2 separate regions of the Homo sapiens genome follow, and region 1 is linked to region 2. Evidence: chromatin contacts called from ENCODE Hi-C data. All regions are on one chromosome and are shown on one strand. The core of a region is the stretch at or near the end of the contact, and the rest is flanking DNA. Distances in the headings are between cores, read along the strand shown.

Region 1 (2,889 bases), core at 249-2,748, 760 kb after region 2:
AGGAGGGATTCTTTGCCCTTCTTGACTATACTTTTCAAATTCTCTAAAATGTTTCAGAAATAAGATAATCACAAAGTCTGCAAGTATCCCCCCACAAGGTATAATCACTTTACAGTGGAGAACACAGCAGACATCACCTAACCAAGTGATAAAGGTGACATCTCCAGGAACGGCTGCTCCCTGGCAGAGGCAGGGGTGGGGGGTGCACCAGGAAGAACCCAGCACCGCCCCTGGGATTCCGAACAGTCTGATCCTGAGGGAACGTCAGACAAGCCCAAGTTCAGGGACTTCCTACAAGATAACTGGTCCATATGCTCAAAAATTGTCCAAGTCATGAAAAAATGAAGAAAATCTGAGAAAGTGTTCCAGATTAGAGGAGACTAAAGAGACGCAATAACTAACCCAAGGTGTGATTCAGCAAAGGCCCATTCATGGGCCTCGGGGAAATATGATGAGGGTCTGTGGAGGATAACACAACTATATCAATGTTAATTTCCTGATTCAGTCACAAGCCTGTGGTTATTTTGAGGGGAAATATAAACCAAGGCATTTATAGGGCATCAATGTGGGTGAAGGGTGCATGTGAACTCTTTGCATAATTTTTAAACTGCTTTTAGAAGCTTCAAATTATTTCAAAATAAAAAGTTAGAAAAGAAAAATGGCCATTAACTTTATAATCAGAAAAAAAAATGTTTTAGGACAAAAATATGTCTCTGGTCATAGCCTGTGCTGTGAATCCATGGAGTAGATTCTTGCTGTCAGCAAAGTTCCCAACAGCTGGAGAAGAACAAGGAACAAAAGCCGAGCTGCCCTCCTGAGCTCCCAGGGTCCCAGACACAAAGCTGGCCTCTCAGGCTTTACTGAAAGATAAGTGCTGATAAGGCCTGCGGGTCATCTTCGTCTACGCGGGCCCCCCAGCTCGCTGAGAGGGGCCCGCCCTTCCAGAGCTCAGCCAGACATAAGCCAGAGCAGAGCGTGTTTCTTTTCAGCTGAAAGCTGCAGCTGGTGCATCCACCCTGGGTATGAGCAGACTCGCAGCAGGGTGCCCACCAGAGTGGGGACCTGCAGATGCCCCTGCCCAGAGACGCCGGGAGGCCACAGCCCAGGTCTTCCGGATGGAGACAGAACTTCAGCATTCCGTTTGGATCAGTCCAGAAGAAAAAAAAAAAAAAAAAAAAAAAACAAGCAAAATCTCACTATCACTGCTACTAAAACAAGATAAGCTACAAAAACAACTAATGCAACTACTGGCTTACACCCAAGTCTCACCAAGTTCCCCATAATAACCAAATTCCCCGTAAGAACGGCCACAAGGGTGACCACACTGACTAGTTGTCCTAGCCTGGTTGACCACACTGACTAGTTGTCCCAGCGAAGTGTTGCTGGAAACATTGTCAAGGTAAGGTTTGTGCCTGGTCCCTCTTGAGGCCAGGGCTGGAGGTGGGCCCCTCCGTGCGAGCTGGCCGACTGGCAGACCTGGTTGCATCTGGGCAAAAAAAGGCCATCATCGCCATAGATGCTGGAAGCTGCTCTCTCGCCCACTTTAACTGTGGGGGCCTCGGCCCCCCGTTTTTTAACTACTGGAAGACGTAGCCCTGAGTCCAACCTCTTCCACGCCTGGCGACGCTGCTAAGAACGCGGAGCAGGGCTGGAGGGCTCAGCGCCGGCGGGCTCAGCGCCGGTGGGGGCAGGGCGCGGGTCCGGGAGCGGGCGCGGAGGCACGGAGCCACACTGCCCCCTGGCGGCCATCCCCTGCCCCGCCGGCACCGCCTCCGTGAGGCGGAAGGTTGAATGTCACCACTGCGTTGCTGAATTCCGGCTCAAGATTATTAGTGCGGGGGCATCGGGTCCATCCAGGGGAGGAGAACGTTCCTAATGCGGAGTCACAAGCCCTACCTTTAAGGTCTGGCTCTGGAACTCTGGGCAAGTTGCTTAAATTCTCTGTTCTCAGCTGCGAAAGGAGGAAAATAATTAAAGCCTGTGTTGTAAAGACCTCACTAGGCAATGTGTGCTCTACAGGCTTTCCCTGCCCCTGACGCAAAGACACACGCACAGAAAGCAAGATCATGAGGGATAGATTTTTTTTTTTTTTTTTGACAGAGTCTCGCTCTGTCGCCAGGCTGGAGTGCAGTGGCTCGATCTTGGCTCACTGCAACCTCCACCTCCTGGGTTCAAGCGGGTCTCCTGCCTCAGCCTCCCGAGTAGCTGGGACTACAGGCGCTCACCACCACGCCTGGCTAATTTTTGTATTTTTAATAGAGATGAGGTTTCACCATGTTGGCCGGGCTGGTCTCGATTTCTTGACCTCGTGATCCTCCCGCTTCGGCCTCCCAAAGTGGTTGGATAGGCTTCAGCCACCACGCCCGACCGAGGGTTAGATTTTAACCCAAACACTGTCCCTTCTAATGTTCTCCGCTGCCGCCCAGTGCAGCTCCCAACGCTGACCCGGGTTTCTGGGGTGGAAGCAGCAGAGGCGCCCCCACCCCCACTCCCGCGCTCCACCGAGCCGGAGGGCAGCCCAGGGGCAGCAGCCCCACAGTGGGGCCTGAACAGCGTCCGCGGACCCGACCCGCGCTGCGGCCGCGCTGCCCCGCTCCTCTGGGCGCCTCCCCGAGGGCCTCGCTCGTCTGACCCGCAGTACTCTCCGCCCTGCTCCTCGTGCCTTTGGTGGGCGCGTGGCTTCCGGCCTGCGGAGGCTGTGCCTCCTCGCCAAGGAGCCGTTCACAGCCGCGCGTTCGAAAACCCAGCCGCCGGCCGCGCGTCCTGGAGAAGGGGCACGGTCAACTCGCACGCCCTAAGGGCCGGGCCACCGGGGTCACTGCCCGGCCTGCGGGGGCCGTGCCTGGGGCGTAGGAGCAGCGCTCCTCCGCAGGCGCTATGCATGCCTGC
Region 2 (2,700 bases), core at 1-2,500:
ATGAACAGCAGCAGCCAGTGGCGGAGGCCGATGTACTGCTCCCAGAAGAGGAAGGGGTAGCCGTTGGGGTAACTGGACAGCCCCAGGCTCGTATAGTTGCTGCAGATGGTCCTTACTTTTTCAATTGCCTCCACAAAGTCTGAGGTGTCCCGCAAGCCGTTGAGGTAGAAAGGGAACTGGGCATACTCGATGGGCTCTGCTGCCGGGACTGGACAGAGAAGGGCACAGGTTAGGAGCAGCCCAGGGTAGAAGAGCATCACAGTTTCAATGGAAAGAGAGAAGAACTTTGCATGAAAGCTTACTGACTGCTCTTCTACATGATACAAAGAACAAACAATGCTGATCATAGCCTCCAGGCCTTTACGATCTTCCCATTTGGTTTAAAAATGTTTAACTCTGTGATGTGTGTATTTTTTAAGATTTGATTTTAATCTTCCAGCAGTCATTCTTTGTGAGGGGTCTAAAAACTCCAGGCTTACATTTTGGGAACATTTTTTTGTTCCCTTGACACATATGAAAATACCAAGTTCACACAGTTTTATTCAATCACTTGCAAGAGCAAAAGAACTCAAGAGTCATGCTTTCCTGAGAAAAATGCTTAACTTATCCTTTTAGTGCCTGAACAAACTTCAACCTTGTATGCTTCTTTTCTAATGCAATGCTAAGTCTTCAGCAACAGGGGAAGAAATCCTTACACAACAAGCATTTAGTTACTGCCGTTGTGTGTTCCAGACCCTCTGGGGTCATTCAGTTGACTTGCTAAACATGATTTGCCCTATTATAATCTCAACTATAAATTTTCATTAAGACAAGCCTTGGCTGCCTGCCACAGGGCTCTGGGCAGCACTGGATCCGGGGAAGCACTACTCGCTGAGTCTCCAGCCATGTTTGCAAGGGGACCCGTCTTCTTTCTCACATCCTCCCTTGGCCCGGTATCCAAAGCATACGCTACTAATATCTCCACCAGAAATGCAAATGAAATCCACACAGAACCACCTTTCAAACTCTGGGCTGAGAGGTGAAAGGAAGAGGACGCTGTTGTATACAGACTTTTCTGCTCCGGTTTAAACAGCTTTGACACAGTGCAGGTGCTTGGTGGCTTATAGGAATGACCCAATGTGCCAAAAATCCCTTCAACACCAGAGTTGACAAAGTTAAGATAAACATATAATCCCCAGCGATAAAACTCTGCAATAGTAAAATAACACTTAACCTGGAGGCGTCCCCGGTGTTCACAGGGAACAGCTGGCACGTGAGAGCAACGCCTAATGAACGTCTTAGCATTAAAGCTACGAATGGAGACGAGACACTGATTTCCCAATGTGATAGAGTGCGGGGGTTGTATCCCATTACACATCCTCGTCTCCCAGAGTTTTAAACGAGAAGAAATAGATTGTTCTGTTTACACTTCTGAACCCTGGGTAGCGTCAACGGATGAAGGCTGTTGCTGAGTTTGGAGAACCAGGGAAGGCACCTCTGTAAGTTCCCAGACCTCCCGATAAAACGCTACTTACTTCTCAGCCTTGTTTCAGGCATGTAGTCGGCTTTGTCGTGGACCCATTCTGGTCGGTGTGGCCGGATGTTGGCCTGGGAGGCAGCATACGCGACGGGGTCGTTGCTGACCCAAGCCGTCAGGTAGATGTAGAAAGCGCTGGGATTAATGATGCCATCTGCATCCACCAGACGCTGTTTAGTCAACTACAAAAACGGGAAGAACAGAGGCCTTTGAGAATGGGGTTGGGGGTAAACACACTTCTGCCTTGAGAGCACAGAAGCTGAGCTTCGCACAGCATTACAACAAAGAATAGAATGCCTACTGTTGAAAGTGTCGAAAATCCCATCAGAACACCTTTGATTTCTTTCAATGTGCACTTATCGGAGGATGCAATCACTGGCGTGTTTATAACAAACACAGTTCTGCAGATGGCCCAGGAATTGGCTGAACCAATTAAATCTGAATGCTAAAAGACCGTCTGCAGCCAAGGCAGAGAATGAACAATCTGGAGAAACATATTTATAGGAGGGGAAGGGGGAGAAACCTGGCAAGAATCCCCATGCACGTCTGTGTGCAGTTAACCTCTGTTGTTAACACTGAAGGAAATGCCACCCAGTAAATGGAGGAGAGCTATAAAAATAAAACAACATCTGTATAAATTTTGCTAACACTAGCCTCCTATGACCTGTGGATTCAAAAAATGCCCAGCGCCAGAAAGTGCAAGGGACGAGTGCACACCCTCAAGCCTCGCCAGGTGATCTTATTCCCGGAGGTCGTAGTACTCCGCACGCCGCGTCCTCTGCGTGGCCAAATGTGCTCCCTCGGCAGGAGGGCTTGTGGGCTTTGCTGAGGTGGGGAACTCTGTGGGACTCAGTATGTGTTTGTACGTTTTATATACATAGAAAAATTCCGTTTCCTGTTTATTTTAGATTCAGGCCTCATTCCTCGCTTTGGGTCTTTTTTAAACAAAATGAAAAACACCAGTGACAGCGGCTCCTAGAGAAGGAGTGAAGGAAGAAGGAGCAGGGAGAGAGTGAGAGAACTGGATTTCGGGGATCTGGATTCAATTAATCCACAGGATATGTAACAACTGCATGTCCTCAACACATCCCTGGAATCAAACAGCGCAGCCCGTGGCCTCTGTGCATGCAGCACGCCTTTCTCCCTCCCGGGAGGAGGAAATGGTATCTGGGGGTCTGGCCCAA

The links. Hi-C counts contacts between places; a loop is a spot of excess contacts on that map. Pooled maps may share reads with other maps.
Region 1: a loop to region 2 is called in a map of head of caudate nucleus, with 14 times the contacts of the local background. The contact joins two enhancer-like sites. A Hi-C loop is called at or near these places in 1 of 168 maps with a recorded cell type or tissue (head of caudate nucleus), 7 of 37 single-sample maps with no recorded cell type and 13 of 50 pooled maps.

Annotation. Positions count from the first base shown.
Region 1 is chr9:96,216,598-96,219,486 of GRCh38, forward strand. No RefSeq gene overlaps it. Among named protein-coding and RNA genes, the nearest start is that of HSD17B3-AS1, 28 kb to the right of the region's middle. RefSeq lists an enhancer at 1,412-1,631 and a silencer at 1,642-1,851. Within about 2 kb of position 1,499, at least 19 of the 41 ENCODE cell types and tissues checked have a DNase peak (open chromatin) inside an H3K27ac peak, as active enhancers do.
Region 2 is chr9:95,458,086-95,460,785 of GRCh38, forward strand. It overlaps PTCH1 (patched 1), which reads right to left. Exons shown (of 24, transcript NM_000264.5): 17 at 1,515-1,698; 18 at 1-208. Among named protein-coding and RNA genes, the nearest start is that of PTCH1, 50 kb to the right of the region's middle. Within about 2 kb of position 1,251, at least 4 of the 41 ENCODE cell types and tissues checked have a DNase peak (open chromatin) inside an H3K27ac peak, as active enhancers do.